Linked DNA regions of Homo sapiens: region 1 is linked to region 2. The links are chromatin loops, found by intact Hi-C in ENCODE. Cell type or tissue: Caco-2. All regions are shown on one strand. Each heading gives the region's core, and the rest is flanking DNA. Links, peaks and the distances in the headings are about the cores only. Region 1 overlaps GPR149 (G protein-coupled receptor 149). Region 2 holds the start of LOC124906350 (small nucleolar RNA U13).

Evidence for each region. Hi-C counts contacts between places; a loop is a spot of excess contacts. Peaks named below come from ENCODE experiments on the same cell type or tissue, not always from the same donor. Only the 100,000 strongest peaks of a DNase experiment are listed, where the experiment ranks them.
Region 1: a loop joins it to region 2, with 5 times the contacts of the local background. A loop is called at or near these places in 2 of 110 quality-filtered maps.

The regions. Positions count from the first base shown.
Region 1 is chr3:154,385,789-154,393,788 of GRCh38, forward strand. The region is part of intron 3 of GPR149 (G protein-coupled receptor 149); the gene reads right to left. Among named protein-coding and RNA genes, the nearest start is that of GPR149, 40 kb to the right of the region's middle. In Caco-2, for the core only: no CTCF peak of the experiment used is centred there; a DNase peak (open chromatin) is centred at 4,293.
Region 2 is chr3:154,326,472-154,336,587 of GRCh38, forward strand. LOC124906350 (small nucleolar RNA U13) reads left to right here and starts at 3,245; the gene lies at 3,245-3,348. It overlaps GPR149 (G protein-coupled receptor 149), which reads right to left. Exons shown (of 4, transcript NM_001038705.3): 4 at 8,472-10,116. In Caco-2, for the core only: no CTCF peak of the experiment used is centred there; no DNase peak of the experiment used is centred there.

The DNA.
Region 1 (8,000 bases), core at 1-8,000, 59 kb after region 2:
CCTTCCGGGTTCACACCATTCGCCTGCCTCAGCCTCCCTAGTAGCTGGGACTACAGGTGCCTGCCACCACGCCCAGCTATTTTTTGTATTTTTAGTAGAGACGGGGGTTTCACCCTGTTAGCCAGGATGGTCTCGATCTTCTGACCTCGTGATCTGCCTGCCTTGGCCTCCCAAAGTGCTGGGATTACAGGCATGACACAAATTTCTATAACTCTCTGACTCTTCAGGTACAGGTAAGGGGAATGACTAATGGCTTGTGACAAATATTAGTTGAATGAATACATTATTAAATACATATTTAATGAATAAAAATATCTAATATTTGAAGGATATTTCATACTTTTATCTTGTTTTACCTTAATATCTGGTGAAGTGAGTGTTTTCATCCTCCTTTTTAGTTAAGGGAATTGAGAGTCAAAAAGAGGTCTAACAATAGTTGTGAATCAGGACTAGACAATACCAGTTTTGAAGTACCTGGTTCTGACTCCAAAGACCTGCAATTATAACTTACACAATTGCAAAGAGCTACACATCATTTCTAAAGACGCAAGAATGTCTGTCTACCTTTGTTTGCAACAGTACAGGCTCAGCCTGACGAATTCCCACCAGAGATTCATACCTGATGTCAAGGGCATACTCTGTTGAGAAACCTGGGTGGCACTGTCTCATAGTGTGACTCTGTTGTCATAAGAAAAGGCTGTTGGTACAGACATTTAAAAACAGAAGATCAGAGTTTCAAGGTTGAGCTTGTATTCATCTCCTTACTGCACAGGAAGCCCTTTGTAGTGCAAACCAATTCCTTCAAGCAACATGTGTCATCCCCTCAGGAGATATCACCTTCTACTCTTTGATTTCACCTAGAACCTGCCTTAGGGAGACTGTGTTCTATGGACAAGCTACTCCTGTAAAAGACATGCTGAAGAAAACAAAAGATTAAGGACAAAAAAGGAAGCAAAACCACTGCGATTGAATTCTCATATAGCTGATGTTAAGATTTGGATAGCTAAAAAATAATGTTATAATTTTTTCTTATAAAACAATTCCCAATAATAAGGTTAAATATATCTGAATAGAAGAGCCAATATTTTAAAAATTTTATAATAATGTATGTATTTCCCTCCTATTCAACTGGGATAAATTCAGCTTTTCTTTTTTGGAAGAAGGAGCTAAAGTATATTTTTCTCCTTTTTTTTTCCCTATTAAGGGAAATAGCCGAGAGAATCTCAGGATTATGCTACAACATATGTTAACATTTAAAACCATTAACTGAATATATATAAAACAATACCTATCATGACAATTTTTGAATATACATTTTATACTGAAAAGAAATGCGAAAAGTTCCTGGACATTTTATGCTTATGGGTGTTGAGCACACTCTCTTCCTCCCACCTTTTCTGCAGGGTGAACTATTATTCCTTTCAAGGCTCACAGTGAAAGCTGTAATGACTTCACTTCTCTTTTTGGCAAAATTACCCGTGCCTGTAACACTTTTGCACAAACTGTAGAACTCAATTTTCTTGAGGTACTGTCATTATCTGTGCCCTCCTGTTCCTTCTGATCTCTGAGTTACTTGAGAACAAGGGCTTGGTCTTATTTGGCACTGAATGTTTCAGACCCAGCCTTGGGCTCAATGAATGTTTGTTGAGTGAATAATATAGGCCATGTCAGAAGCATACTCATATTCTTCTCACGGTGTCTGAGGTTGAAATGCAGTGAGCCTGACATAAGCTCAAACCTGTCTGGAGCCAAGTATAGGTCAGATCCCATGTCTCCTTCAATTTTGGTAGAGTATGAGTCAGTGAGCCTAAATTATTTCCCCAGTTCAATCATCTACTATCTCTGGTTGTCTTAATTAAGCTTCAAAAATCTGTGCCTTCTTCCATCTCATGGGAATGGTGAAAAATAAATGAGATCACATCTAAAGAACCAGGGTTTCTTATTAGAGAGTACATTATTATCATTATATCAAGCAAGCTCCGGGCACTCTCCAGAGTGCTAAAAAATCTACCCTCAGGAAAAACAAAACAAATCAAAACTGGAAACATTTTTACTCTACCTATGCTGTTTCTATTATTAAACAATACACGTCTTGTGAACCTCTATGGCATGACCTTAAAAAAACTGAAAAAATAATAAGACAAACAGCAAGAAAAACAAGTCTAAGCATAGCTTATTTTTTTAATGTGTGGGGACATTGATTTTTATAACTTGCCTCAATGTGCAGAGATATTTAAAATAAAGAAATAATCATTTTTGCCTATTTTGAATTGCAGGAAAGCATATTGATATGTGAACTATATAGATTCTAATAAAATACTTTTAAAAACACTTGTTTTTCAGGTTATTTTGGAAAAGTATGCTTTAGTTAATGAGTTATTTAGAAAAATCCACTGATCTATGTTACCTTACATTTATAGTGCTTTTACATTTACTGTTTTTTCATCTATAAATTAGTTGTGAAAAATACACTGTAAATTGATGAGTAAACAGCAGTATTCATATATATATACACATATATATACACACACACACACACCCTTATGGACTGTAGTTTGTGGGAAAAGTGCCAATTTGGAATCCAATTTTCCTTTTGCTTTTCCTAAGTGTGTTAGGAGAATTCAATTTCTCTACATCTTTTTTCCTCTGTCTCTGTCTCTCTTTCTCCCCAGCTTTCCACTGTTCTCTTAGCTACTATTTCTGTATTTTTCTTAGTTTCTATATACTTGAGCCTCCAATTGTGCTTTTACCTGAGGGCTAATTTAGGAGTAATTTTCTGGTACCTTAGAAACAGCATTCAGAAAGCATAGTCCTTGCCTCCTTCCCAGCAATGCCTGTGGAGCTGACAGGCAGGAACAGAGGCAGGCAGGCTATAATCCATTACTCAGCGTTCCCTAACTCTATTCCACCTGACTCTATTGCCCTTAACTTGACCCCAGTCTATCTGTATGTGCTGGAGGTTGACCATCCTAACACTGAACTTTATCATTCATACCACAGACACTAGAAAGGAGAATTCTTTCTGATAAATTGACTACTGTCAGAAGAACCAGGGTTATGGTAACATTTCACACATATGAAAAACACACACACACACACACACACACACACACACAAAGAACCACTTCATCTTGCATAAAAGCACTTCCTCAGGAATGGGAGTGGGAGTTAATCCAGGTGAGGAGGAAGAGCAAATGGATTTCCTCAAAGCTCCATAAAAAGGTAAATCACTTGTAGGAAAATATGGGAGAAAGTGGTTGAACCCCAGGGCATTCATCCATTCATTCATTCGTTCATTCTTATGGAGTATTAATTTCACACTAGGCACTATACTAGGCTCTTGGAGATATAAAGATTTGAAAATTCAATCAGTAATGTCAGCAAGATGGTAGAATAGAAGCCCTGGATCCATCTTTCCTCAATGGAAACAATGATTCTATAATAAAATACAAACTAATTTACTTTGTGAGAAATCCAGAAACTAGTTACAAGTCTCCTGCATCCTGGAGCAAGTGTAAAACCAACTACATGAAAACCAGCAAGAGAGACAAGGACACCCTCTTGCCAAGGGCCCTACCCCTGGCATGGTCATGGTGCCATACAACTGGGGGAGATCCTAGCTCCCAGCTTTTCTCTGAGGAGGGAAGAAAGGACAAGACCATACATTCAGCATTTGAATTTTTTTTGGAGGCCACCTGAGATACTGGCTTCTGTCTCACTTGCCTTGGAGAGCTGATGGAACCAGGAACACTACAGCCACCTGGGGCTACTGAGAATAATGACTGTGGTTTGAAATGGCAAGCTAACACATGAAGCAGCCCAGCTCAGCACAAGGGAAACAAGCAGAAACAAACAAAAGAGCTCCCAGTGTCTCTATGGGAAGGGTAAGAAAGAATAGGACAATGAATCCAATGCTCTAATATTTTTGGAGGGTTCCCAAAGCACTGAATCCTGTCTTGCCTGCCTTAGAGGATTAATGAAATCTGGCATATTATAGCTACCTGGGAGCTAATGAGACCAGAAACTGTGGTTTGAAATAGTAAGTTAACACATGCCACAGCCCCACTCCCTTGCTCAATGCAAAGTGTTTGGGTAGGAAAAATCCTTAGCTCCAGATTTTCTCTTGTGAGGGAAGAAAAGAATTGGACCATACTTCCAAAACTCTGATTGTGCTGAGGGCTGCCAGAGGCATTGACATCTGTCTTATCTGTCTCAGAACTCTGATAAGACCTAGCATGTTCTAGATGCCTGATGATCAGTGAGAACAAAGGTCACAGTTTTATCTAGCATGAGGATTTGAGGGGCCCCTGGAATCTCTGGCTGGTCTGACTGGTGAGGATCCTCTCCTGTACAAGGTCAATCCATGAAGACTGGGAGTGCGGACATAAACACAAAGAGTCGAGAATAAAGAAACAGGAAAATATGTTCCAAACAAAGCAACACGATAATCTTCCAGAAACCAACCCTAATGAAACAGAGATATGATTTACCTGATAGAAAATTCAAATAGATGCTTGTAAAGGTGCTCAGTGAGTTCAGGAGAACAAAGCATATAAACAAAAGGAGAATTTCAACAAAGAGATAGAAAATATAAGAAAATGTGAAACAGATCATAGAGATGAAGAGTAAATAACTGAAATGAAAAATTAACTAGAGAAGTTCAACAGCAGACTAGATCAAACAGAAGACAGGATTAGTGAAATTCAAGACAGGTCACTGGAAATTATCTAGTTAGAAAAGCAAAGAGAAAAAAGAATGAAGAAAGCTTAAGGGACTTATAGGATGCCATTGAGTGGACTAATATACACATTATGGGAGTGTAAGAAGAAGGAGAAATAGAGATAAAGAGACAGAAAGCTTATTCAAAGAAATAATGAATGAAAACTTCCCAAATCTAGGGAAGGAAATGAACACCCAGATCAAGGATGTTCCACAAATTCAAATAGAGTAAACCCAAAGAAATTCACAGTGAGACACATAATTGAACTGACAAAATTTGAAGACAAAGAGAGAATTTGAAAGCAGCAAGAGAAAAGTGACTCATTCCATACAAGGAAATCTCCGTGGGGTTATCAACAGATTTATCAGCAGAAACATTGCATGCCAGAGAAGGTAGATGAGAATAAATTCAAAGTGCTGAAAGAAAAGACCCCTGCTAAGAATACTATACCTGATAAAAATGATCTCAAAAATAAAGGAGAGATAAAGACTTTCCTTCACAAATAAAATCTGAGGGAGTTCATCATTACCAGACCTGCCTAACAAGAAATGCTAAAGGAAGTTCTTCAAGTTGAAACAAAAGGAAGCTAAACAGCAATAATAAAATATATGAAAGTATAAAACTTGCTGGTAAGGGTAAATATAAAGACAAATACTATAATACTGTAATGGTAGTGGGTAAACTTTTAATCATAATATAAAAAAGTCAAAAGTACTGAAATAATTATAACCATAAAATGTGTTAATTGATACACAATATAAAAAGATATAAATCATGACATCAAGAACATAACGTGTGTGGGGGGTTTGTGGGGGGAGAAGTAAAAGTGTAGCTTTTGTATGCAACTGAAGTTAAGTTGTTTAAAGCTTAGAATAAACTGTTATGACTATGAGTTGTTTTATACAAGCTTCTTGGTAACCACAAAGAAAGTACATACAGAAGAGCCATAAAAAAAGAGAAGGAAATCAAAGTATAGCAATAAATACAAAACAAAATACAGAAGAATACAGCAAGGAAAAAAAGATGAACAAAACAACTACAAGGTAGTAAAAAAACATGGCTATAGTAAGTACTCGCCCATCAAAAGGAAGTACATTAATTACTCTAAATATAAAGGGATTAAACTCCTCAATCAAAAGACATAATGTAGCTGAATGGATGAAAAAAAACAAGATCCAACTTATATTGGATCAATTTATGTAAACTTCTTAAGTTTGACAACTTATTAAGTTTACATAACTTATTATTATTAATAAACTTAATAAACTTATTAAGTTTAGATTTAAGGACACATATAGGCCAAAAGTGTAGGGATGGAAAAAATCATGCTGCAAATTTTAACCAAAAGAAAGACTGGCTATACTTATATTGGACAAAATAGACTTTAAGTCAAAAACTGTCATGAGACAAAGAAGGATATTATACAAAGATAAAATGATCAACTCACCAAAAAGATATAACAACTATGAATGTATACACATCCAACATCAGAGCACTTAAATATACAATGCAAAATGTAACATAACTGATAAAAGAAATAAATAATATGATAATTGTGAGAGACTTCAATATCTCACTTTTAATAATATAACATTTGAAAAAAATCAATAAGGAAACAGGATCTGAACAACAGTATAGAACAAATTAATCTAACAGATCTATACAAAACATTTCACCAAAGAGCAGCAGAATATACCTTCTCCTCTTTTCCAATCACAATAGAATAAAACTAGAAATCAGTAGCTGAAGAAAAACTGGAAAATTTGCAAAATGTGACAACTAAACACACCTTGAACAACTAATGGGTCAAGGAAGAAATCAAAAGGAAAATTAGAAAGTCTCTTAAGACAAATGAAAACAAACAAACAAACAAAAAAACCCAAACAAAAAAACCCCAACATACCTGAACTTAGGGGATGCAGCAAAAGAGGTACTAAGAGAGAAGTTTATAGCAGTCAATGCCTATATTTAAAAAGCAGGAAACTCTCAAATAATCAACCTAACTTTACGTCTCAAGAAGCTGAAAAAGAAGAACAAACTAAGGCCAAAGTTAGCAGAAAGAAGGAAATAATAAAGATTAGAACAAAACTAAATGAAATAGAATAAAAATGTGACAAAAATGGACAAAAGTAAGAGTTTATTTTTTGAAAGTATAAACAAAATAGACAAACCACTAGTAGATTAAAAAAAAAGAGGGAAGGCCCAAATAAATAAAATTAGAAATAAAACAGGAGACATTACAACTGATGGAACCAAACTATTAATAAAAAGATTGTAAAAAACTACTATGAGCAACTATACACCAATAAATTGGATTACCTGGAAGAGATAGATAAATTCTCAGAAACATACAACCTACCAAGGTTGAGTCATGAAGAAACAGAAAATCTGAACAGACCTATACCCAGTGGAGGGATTGAAATAGTAATCAAAAACTTCCTACCAAAGAAAAGCCTAGAACCAAATGGCTTCAATAGTGAATTTGAACAAACATCCAAAAACGAATTAATGCCAATTCTTCTCAATCTCCTCTAAAGAATTGAGGAAGATGGAACACTTTCAATCTGATTTTATGAGGCCAGTGTTGCCTGATACCAAAGCCAGACAAAAATATCAGAAGAAAAGAAAACTACAGGCCAATATCCTTGATGACCATAGATGCAAAAATCCTCAAGAAAATACTGACAAACCAAGTTCAACAACTTACTAAGAGGATCAGACACCCATGACCAGCTGCAATTTATCCCTGGAAGGCAAGTATGGTTCAACATATAAAAATCAATTAAGGTAATACACCACACTGACAGAATAAAAGATAAGAACCACATGATCTTAATAGATGCAAAAAAGCATTTGTTAAAATTCAACATCCTTTCATGTTAAAAACTCTCAACAGACTAGAAATAGAGGGAAATTACCTTAACATGAAAAGCCATACATGAGATTATCATAGCTAACATTACACTCAATAGTGAAGAGCTTTTAAAAGTGTTTTCTTTAAGACCAGGAACAAGGCAAGGATGCCCACTCTCGCTACTTTTATTCAGCATAGTAGAGAAATCCTGGCCTGAGTAATTAGGCAGGAAAAAAAGGCATGTAGGTGAGAAAGAAAAAGTTAAAGTTATCCATGCTTGCAGATGGCATGATCTTATATATAGAAAACCCTAAAGACTCTACCAAAGAACTATTATAATTAATAAATGACTCAGTAATACAGCAGGATACAAAATCAACATACAAAAATTAGCTGTGTTTCTATATACTAACAATGAGCTATTTG
Region 2 (10,116 bases), core at 1-8,000:
GTGTGGTGGCTCACACCTGTGATCCCAGTACTTTGGGAGGCCAAGGTGGGCAGATAACTTGAGGCCAGGAGTTTGAGACCAGCCTGGCCAACATGGTGAAACCGTCTCTACTAAAAATACAAAAATTAGCTGTGCATGGTGGTGCATGCCTGTAATCCCAGCTACTCAGGAGGCTGAGGCAGGAGAATCACTTGAACCCAGGAGATGGAGGTTGCAGTGAGCCAAGATTGTCCCATTGCACTCCAGCCTGGGCAACAGAGCTAGACTCCATCAAAAAAAAAAAAGAAAAAAGAAAAGTTGAAACGTTAAAAGTACAAAGAGAGTAGACTGAAATTATATGTTTTGGGAGTCCTTGGCACATGTGATTAAGGCCGTAGGAATGAATAGTTTCTATAAAAGCATCCCAATTGGGCACTCCTGATGTGAAAAATATGTCAACTGTCTAAGAGATGAGATTGAGTAGGCATACTGAAGATGATAGGGGCAAAGTGGGAAGAAAATGGTGAGAGTGTTATGGGCTAAATCTTTGTGTTCATGCAAAATTCATGATGAAGCCCTAACTCCCAATATGGCTGTAGAAGAGGCCTCTAAAAAATGTAATTAAAGCAAAATGAGGTCATAAAGGTGAGATCCTGATAATAGGTTTAGTGCCCTTTAAAAAGAGACATCAGAGAGCTTGTTCCTCCCTCTCAGACGAAAGGCCATGTGAGGACAAAACAGCAGCCATCCATGCTCCAGGAATAGCTCTGTAAACCAAAAATACATTTTTTTTTTTTGAGATGGAGTCTCACTCTGTTACCCAGGATGGAGTGCAGTGGCACAGTCATGGCTCACTGCAGCCCCAACATCCCTGGTTCAAGTGATCCTCCCACCTTAGCCCCCTAAAGTAGCTGGGACCATAGACGCGTACTGCCGCACCCAGCTAATTAAAAAAAAAGATTGGTAGAGATGGGGTCTTCCTATTTTGGCTGGTCTGGCCTTGAACTCCTGGGTGTAAGCAATCCTCCTGCCTCGGCCTCCCAAAGTGCTGGGATTACATGTGTGAGCCACCGCACATTGCCCCAAAATAAAATTGGAAGCCCTCCCAACCAACTGAATGGACCCGTCCTCTAAGCCAAAAGCATCCTAAAGTAAACCTGACTTGGTCAGGCCATGATGGGAATGGGAGGTTGGACATGCCTCATTATACCTTCCTTCCTTTGGAATCAGGTACAGCTGACCAGTATTAACATTGAAGCAGAGACCTTAAGACTGACAGAACAGACTCTTTGTAGCAATATGATGTCAACATAGTAGTAGGCCCTGAAAGAAAGCATTTTACCCCAAAATATATTTATTTGACATATTTTGAAATGGCCCTTCAAAGCTGTCTCTCATGGGGAAAATCTACATTCTGTAGAGAACCTCCTTCCCCCTTTCCATTTCTTCTCCATGATCCAGAAGAGGATTAACTAAGAGTCTGGAACCTTTTTAAGTTGAATAAGAAATATTTACAATCTATTCTTTCTGAAGCCTGCAACCTTGGAGGTCTTATCAGCATAATAAGAACCTTGGTCTTCACAACTCCTTATCTTAACCCAGACAGTCCCTTCTGTTGTTTCCAGGTGTTTAGATAAACTCTTTCAATCAATCAGGAAATCTTTGAATTCACCTGTGACCTGGAAAACTCCCTCCTCCTTTGAGTTGTCCCACCTTTCCAGATGGAATCAATGTGCATCTTACATGTATTGATTGATGTTTTATGTCTCCCTAAAATATATAGAACAAAGCTGTACCCTGACCACCTTGGATACATGTTCTCAGTATCTCCTGGGACTGTGTCATGGGCCATGGACATTAGCATCTGGCACAGAATAAATCTCTTCAAATGTTTTAGAGTTTGACTCTTCGCTGACAGCTCTCATTAGGAACTGGATTAGCTGGCACCTTGATCTTGGACTTCCTAGTTTCCAGACTTTAAGAAACACATTTCTGTTGTTTTAGCTGCCCAGGCTGTGGCGTTTTGTTATGACAACACAAACAGACTAATATGGAGAGTCAGAGGGGAAGAGAATTAGTGTTTATTTGTCACTTAGCATTTGCTAGGTATTAGACTAAGTGGCAGGCATTTGTGGCAGAATAATGGCCCCAAAGATGTCCTTGTCTTTTTTTTTTTTTTTTTTTTTTGAGGTGGGCTCTCACTCTGTTGCACAGGATGGAGTGCAGTTGCATGACCATGGCTCATTACAGCCTCGACCTCCCAGACTCAAGCAATCCTCTCACCTCAGCTTTCCAAGTAGCTAGGACTGCAGGTGTACACCACCATGCCTGGCTATTTTTTTTATTATTATTATCTGTAGAGATGAGGTATTGCTATGTTGCCCAGGCTGGTCTTGAACTTCTGGGATCAAGTGATCCTCCCACCTCAACCTCCCAAAGTGCTGAGATTACAGGTGTGAGCAACTGTGCCTGGCTGAGATGTTCATGGAAACTCCCTGGAAACTGTGAATATATTACATGGCCAGGGCAAAGTAAGGTTGCTAATCAGCCGATGTGATAATTAATTTTATATGTCAACTTAATTAGGCTAAGGGATGCTCAGAGAGCCAGTAAAACATTATTTCTAGGTAGGTCTGTGAGGGTGTTTCTGGAAGGGATTAGCATTTGAATTCATAGACTGACTAAAGAAGATCGTCTTCATCAATGTAAGTGTGCTTCATCCAATCCATTAAGGGCCCAAGTAGAATGAAAAGGTGGAAGGCTAATTTACTCTCTCCTCTTGAGCTATGACATCCATCTCCTGTTCTTGGACATCAGCACTGTTGGTTCTCAAGCCTTTAGGCTTGGATTAGAACTACACCACCAGCTTTCCTAGGTCTCCAGCTTATAGAAAGTATATTGTGGGACTTCTCAGTCTCCATAATCATGTGATCCAATCTCTCATGATATAGCTCAGTTTCTGTGTATCTATATCTGTCCTATTAGTTTTGTTTCTCTGGGAAACCTGATGAATGCAGCTGACTTTAAAACAGGAAGATATCCTGAATTATCTGGGTGAGCCCTATGTAATCATAAGGGTCCTTAAAAGTGAAAGAGGGTGGTAGAACAGAAGGTCATAGTGATGTGACATAAGGATTTGACTAGCTGTTGCTGGCCTTGAAGATGGAGGAAGGGGTCACAAGCAAAAGAATTCAGGCAGCCTCTAGAAACTGGAAAGAAAATAGATTCTCCCCCAGGGCTTCCAGAAAGAAATACAACCATACTGATCCTTTTGCAGTTCATGAGCATGATGATTGGGTATTCGTGCACATGTGTGAGATGTGCCACCCTCGAACCTTGTTATGACATCGGCACATTGCTCATCTAACAGGAAGAAAAATAAATAAATAAAAAGAAATACAACCATATTGACCCCTTGATTTTAGCCCAGTGAAGACTCTTGTCAAAACATTATGCTACAGAACTGTAAGATAGTAAATTTGTGTTAGTTAAGACTGTAGTAATTTCTTATGGCTACACTAGAAAAGTAATACAATTCCTTATCTCATTTCACACAATCCTCATGACAGCCCCAGAGAAAGTTAGTGTTATCTCTATTTTCTGATAAATTGTTTTACTGCCCTTCGCCTCATGTTTGCTGATCCTAAGTAGATTCTTAGTTATAAATGTAAAATTACTATGTTTTCCATACTTCTTCAGCATGAAGTATTTAAGGTATTGCTTGAGCCTATTCCTTTAGGCAAACACTTTAGTACAAATGTCACTGTAGTAAAAATCTGCACAAAAGGAAGATTTTCAACGAAAGACCTGAAAGATATTGATGGGAAGGAAAATGTCAGTTGTTACCTGCTTTTTCTTTTTTCCCTGCCTTGATCAGAACTGCGAAAATTTTTACATTACCTAATGCCAGAAAACAAACAGAATGGTTCATTATAATTGCCATTGTTTCTCTTACTGGTCCTCTGTTGTGTGCTGTTCTTTGGGCAGGCAACAAAGATGTCTCTCTCAAATGTCCTCTTCATTAATGGTGGCCTGGGCCACAGAATGCATAGCCACTGCTTTCAAACCCACAGCATTTGGTGTCCAGCTTCTGTTCTCCCTATCACACCTGCCATTGCATCTGGAATGCAGCAAAGGTGAGCCACACAGAGCCACACCACCACTGGAAACTGTCACAATTTTCTCAGTTTCAGGGAATCTTTTCTTCTTCATCTTTTTTTTTTATCTGTACCCTGGGAAACAACTCTTATATAACTTATTCATAGGTGTAATATTCACAAAGGCATGGGGGTGAAGGAGATTTTCTTCAGTGTTCTTGGAAAATGAAATCTTTAACTTCTACTTTCACTTGGAGGTGGGGATAGGGACATGAAGATAAAAGTGACCCTACCCTTCTATAGAATATAAAGTCTGGCTATGGGCTGGAACGCCTACACATAGCCTCTCCATTTGGTTTCTCTGTGTGGCCTAGTTTGAGCCTCCTCACAGCATCGCAGCTGGATTCAAGAGCAAATGTCACCAAGCAAGTTGGAAGTACATGACATTTGACATCTTTATGAACTAGTCTCCAATGTCACATAGCATAACTTCCACTGTGTTTTACTAGTTGAGGCAGTTACAGATGTCCACTTAGGTTTAAGGGTGGCTAGGGCCTTAGCACACCGTGGGAGTAGAGCCAAAGTCACATTAGAAGAGCAGGATGCAGGAATTAGAGACCAGCCTGGGCAACATAGGGAGACCCTGCTCTACAAAAAATCAAAAATTAGCCAGGCATCGTGGTGGAAAGCTTGTGGTCCCAGCTACTTGGGAGGCTGAGGTGGGAGAATAGCTCGAGCCCAGGAGATCGAGGCTGCAGTGAGTGCATTCATGCCACTGCACTCCAGCCTGGAGAACAGAGCAGGACTCTTGTCTCAGAAAAAAAAAAAAAAAAAGGAAGAAGAGGAAGAGCATGTGGGATGGAAGGAAAACAATTCTAAAATAGCACTATCCTAGGTGAATCAGATATTTGTTTGAACAAATGCCATGTCTGCCTACTAATTCCATCTGTTTCCCACAAAAAGGAAAACAAAAATTGTGACTTCGTGAGGTCATAGGATTTCAAGATCCACATTAAAGACCCTCTTGAGAGATTTTCATAACATTTTCCTTTTAAAACTACAGAATCTCATTAAATTGGTGGATTTTCCTCACCCAATTTAAGCATGCAATCTTAGATCTTAGGAAAAAATATTGTGAAAGAGTGCTAAGAAATTTTATTTAATGAACAGAACTTTTTAAATTTAAAAACGATAATGAAAATGTAAGGCCTAAAGTTTTCAGTTAGCAAGTAGATAATGTAACTTTGCCACTCTAACTAGGCAACCATGGCTTTGTCTAAACTCTAATATTTTTTGACCCTGACATTAGAAAGTTTCTGGGGCTGGGCACGGTGGCTCATGCCTGTAATACCAGCACTTTGGGAGGCCGAGGCAGGTGGATCACTTGAGGTAAGGAGTTCAAGATCAGCCTGGACAACGTAGTAAAACCCCGTCTCTACCAAAAATTAGCTGGGTGTGGTAGCAGGTGCCTGTAATCCCAGCTACTCAGGAGGCTGAGGCAGGAGAATTGCTTGAACCTGGGAGGCAGAGGCTGCAGTGAGCCGAGATCGCACCCCTGCACTCTAGCCAGAGCGACAGAAGGAGACTCTGTCTCAAGAAAAAAAAGAAAAAAAAGAAAAAAAGAAAAAAGAAAGTTTTTGGAAGTTGTATTTCTACTAAATGGTAGAGAATACAATTTACCTCTGAGGCATGTTTTTTCCCTTATTCTTGAAAAATTACCCAGTGAGACTATGCATATGTGAAGGTAGAGCAAAGATCCTCCTCTGTAACAAAGTGTTGCAAAAACGACATGCCTCCGGATATCTAAACTGCTCTATATGACATTGCAAAAGATTGTGTTCAAAGTTTTTTTGTATTTGGATCTTTGACTGCTCAATTCCGGAAAGTGACTGTGTATTCTTGAGAGGAATGTATGTTTCTATGCGTGTGTATGAATGTTTGTGTATGTGTATTCTCTATGTATTTGAAATTAAGACTTCAAGACTGTAGGAAAGACTAGTAGATATGATCTTCTTTGTATATTAAACTATGAAAGAGATTGTATAAACTAACATACATTTGGAGCAGTATAGTCTGAACTAGAGTGTTGACGTCACAGATTCAGGGTTAAGACCATACAATTCAAAGTTGGGAAAATGTATCATTGTTCAATTACCGTGTGCAGTGCCTCTGCCTCTGCAGCTTATAAAAATGGGCAGGGAGCGCTATTTACATTCTGTTATGGTATAGTATGTGCTTGTCTAGTTGATTACAGGGCATGTAACAGAGACAGGCTAGCTAGCTCTTCACCATATTTTGGGTTCTTCTTCCTGTACACAGCTAGATATATTTCCTAGTCTTCTCTGGAACCAGCTGTGGTTCTGTATTGAGTTCTATCCAATAGCAGAAGCTGCAATGACTGAGGTGCAGTTCTTCCAAGCCAGTCACACTAAGCACTCCAGTGCAGAATCCTTCATGTCCTTTTCCCATCTGTCAGCTGATGCAGATGAGCATAATGATCATAAGAACCGTACATTAAAAATGTAAAACTACATGAACCTAGGCCCCTTAACCATATCTTAAAGAAGAAAGGCCCTACTGATAAGGAACATTCATTTAACTGCTGCTGCTCTCTGCCTTCCAAATCTTGTACAAATGCCTCTCATTTTTAGATGCGAAACCTGAACTTTGCTGAAAAGAGGGTCTTGGAAATAAAGTTTTCTGTCTTCTAGCCTCTGTGATACATAAAGGAGTTGAGAAACATTGAGATATTGCAGAGTATTGACAGAAAATAAATGAGATAATTGTTTTTCCCTTGAGCTACAGACTTCATAGATAGGCTTTTAAAAAATGTGTAATTTATTTCATGTTACCAAGGAAATCCTCTCCACTTATTGAATCAGAATACAATTATGACGCCATCCCGACTACTACCACCCTAAACTTAACCAACATCATCTCTAGCCTGGACTATTAAAATAGCCTAACTGTTCTTTCTGTGGTGGTCTTTGTGTCTGTACAGTCTTTGACCCTTGCAATAGACAATCATTTTTGAAATGAGATCATGTCACTTTTTTGCTTAGAACCCTCCAATGGTTTTTCACTTCATTTAGAACAAGACTAGATGTTCATACCTGGTCTGCAACGCCAGTTTCCTCCTGCCATTATCTGTTTGCCTTTATCTCCAACCACTCTCTACCTCTCTCACTCAGCTGCATTCACATTGACCTCCTTAATGGTTTCACAGATTACAAAAGGCACACTCCTACCTCTGGATACTTGCTGTTCCCTTTGCTGGGACTATGATTTCCCTAGATAATCACATAGCATGTTTCCTCACTTTATTTGAGACTCTGATGAAATGTTACTTTATCAGTGAAGGCTTTTCTGACTAAATTATTGAAAAAAGCACTCTTCCCATCTTTGTCCCTTTATTCTAATTTTATTCTTTGGCCATTGTTACCTCTGGTCCCTATTTTCTGTCAACACACTTAATACCAGCATACATATATATGTACCACACACTTATCACTACCATATGTATATATGTAAATATATAGTAAAGAACTTAACCTATCCAAAGAGAGGTTTGGCCTTTGTCCTTGGCTTTGGGGGAGGTAATTTCTAAGCCCTTGGAATGTCATAGCCGAAAATAGTATCTTTGTTTGTCTGGGGGCCTTGGACCAGCAGATAGTAACAATGTGTTTTTGAGAGGGGAGTTTTGGGCATTCTGTATCAACTTGGCCTCCTGGAGAGCCAGAAAGAGATATCAGTCATGTGAGTAGTCAACCATGCTTACCCTTGCTCCTACCATGATGCAGCCCCAGGAAGGACTCTGGACACCAAGGTTCAGTTGAGATTTTCTGCTTGGCAGTAGTCTGTGCAAGGTGTCACACATCGTCGCCAAAGAAAGTAATGCCGTCCATGACTCCATGGGGAGAGTACCATAGAAGTTCCACATTTACAACTTTTCCTGGACTTGGCTCTATGACCTCTTCTCTAGGCTGATTTTATTCTGTATCCTTTTGCTGTAATAAACCATAACCATGAGTACACAGTTTTCTATGAATTCTGTGAGTCCTTCTAGTGAATTATTGAAACTAGCAGTGGTTTTGGGAATTCCTTGAATTTGCGATTTGTGTCAGGAGTGAGAGCAATCTTTTGTGGACTGTGTTCTCTGACTTTGTGGTTGTCTCAAACTCACAGTAAATGTAAAAACATATATTTGTTTTGTTTGAGTTTTGTTCAAAAGTTATAAAACCAAGTATCTAGAACAATTTTTAGTATGTAGTAGTCATTTATTAAATATTAGAATGAAGAAATGAATGAAGGTAGCTGAAAAGTATAAGAAATTAAGAGAAAATCGATTTGTAAAATCCAATATTATAGAACCACATCAAGAAAAGCTTCCAAAAAATGCATAACTAAGACTCTTTTATTATATTTTTAAGTAATATTGTGCCATTTGCTATCTTCAAAGAGTTGCCTCTGTCAGTCACAACTCTCAGAAGTCTTAGGGATTATATATTAGGTGTTTATACTATTTGGGAGTCTCGGGGATTACGTGTTTGCAGTTTATAGGAGTCACCACCAGATGGTGATATTTTTATTAGGTAATAAGTTTTTGCCTTCAGATACATCAATTTATAGAGAAAAGAGAAAACTATACAAAATATAGTATTTATTAATAAGAAGAACAATATAACTATACAAGGGTAAGGTATTTGGCTATATCACAAGATATCTAGAAAGGTATTTCCTCTACTAGAAACACACTTTTATAATCAATCACTCTAAAGAGTAAGCAGACTTAAGTAAACTTATGTAGTTTAACCTTCTCCTCCCTTAACAAGGATTTGGAGCGTCATTCATGCTTAGGCACAGCTCTAGTAGATTTTTCTTGTATATTCAGCTATTGTTGGCTTGGAGTTTGAAGTGTTACAGGTTAGTAATATGGTGCTGATTAGCCTTTCAAACTAAGACTTTGGGCTAAATAATACTGGTGTTGTTTCAATGCAGCAGAATTTTTATGTGCATCCATTATACAGTTAATTCAACAACCAAGGGCAATTAAATGGGAATATCCTAATTATTTTTCCAATTCCCCCAGTTTAAGCCCTTGTCCAGTTAAAATAAAATGAGACGGAAAATGGGTATTATTGTCTTCTATCTATTTCTTAATGCTCTTTAAACCTTGATTTCTGTTATAATCTCCATCCCATTCAAATTGCTGTGCAGTTATAAAGAATTTGTTTGCCTTCAAATCTTTGCTATTTTCTTCAGCTTTATTATGATCCTGTGTCTAATTTCCTTTTTGCCTGAAATTGCATTTTAAAGCAGCAATATCACCTTTCTCTTTCAGAAAATTATACATCTAAGTTTAAGATATCAAAGCCTATCTTCTACAAAGCATTATGAGAATATTCAATTCAATTTTTCTTTTATAAAGACATTTAATGCTACTGATTTATAATATCTGATTTATCTGTCCATTTGTCACTGTGTTAAAATAGCTGTTAATATTGGTGATACAGTCTTTTAAAATAAAATATATTTGTAACGAGAATACATTTGACTTTGAATTTATATGTTACACATTATTTGAGGCTTGCTTTACAAACATTATTAGTGGTAATACATATGTTTCCCAAATTTAGATAACTAGATATTGAGAAGTTAAAGATTGAGAAAGTCCATTGAGATAATTATTTTGAAAATGACTCATGCTTGTGGCAACAAAAGATGAAACATTCTGAAAGCCGATGTCAAGTAATTTTGAATTCTAATTCAACCTAATAAAACAGAAACCAAAATAAATCATTCTAAAACACAATTCATTCAATCTGTAAATAAATAAATAAAGTATGTGAGTGATGTGAGGGGCACAAAGTCTAAGACTATGTAAAGTGTCAACTCAGTAACTTTGGAAAATAAACTTTTAGGTAATACATTTCATATATGTTTACAGGAAGGTTAGAATAAAGCAATTTGAAGGAAAATCACTTTATAATTTTTGAAATACATCTTACTATTATTCTGCCAAGGTGATTCCTGCATTTTT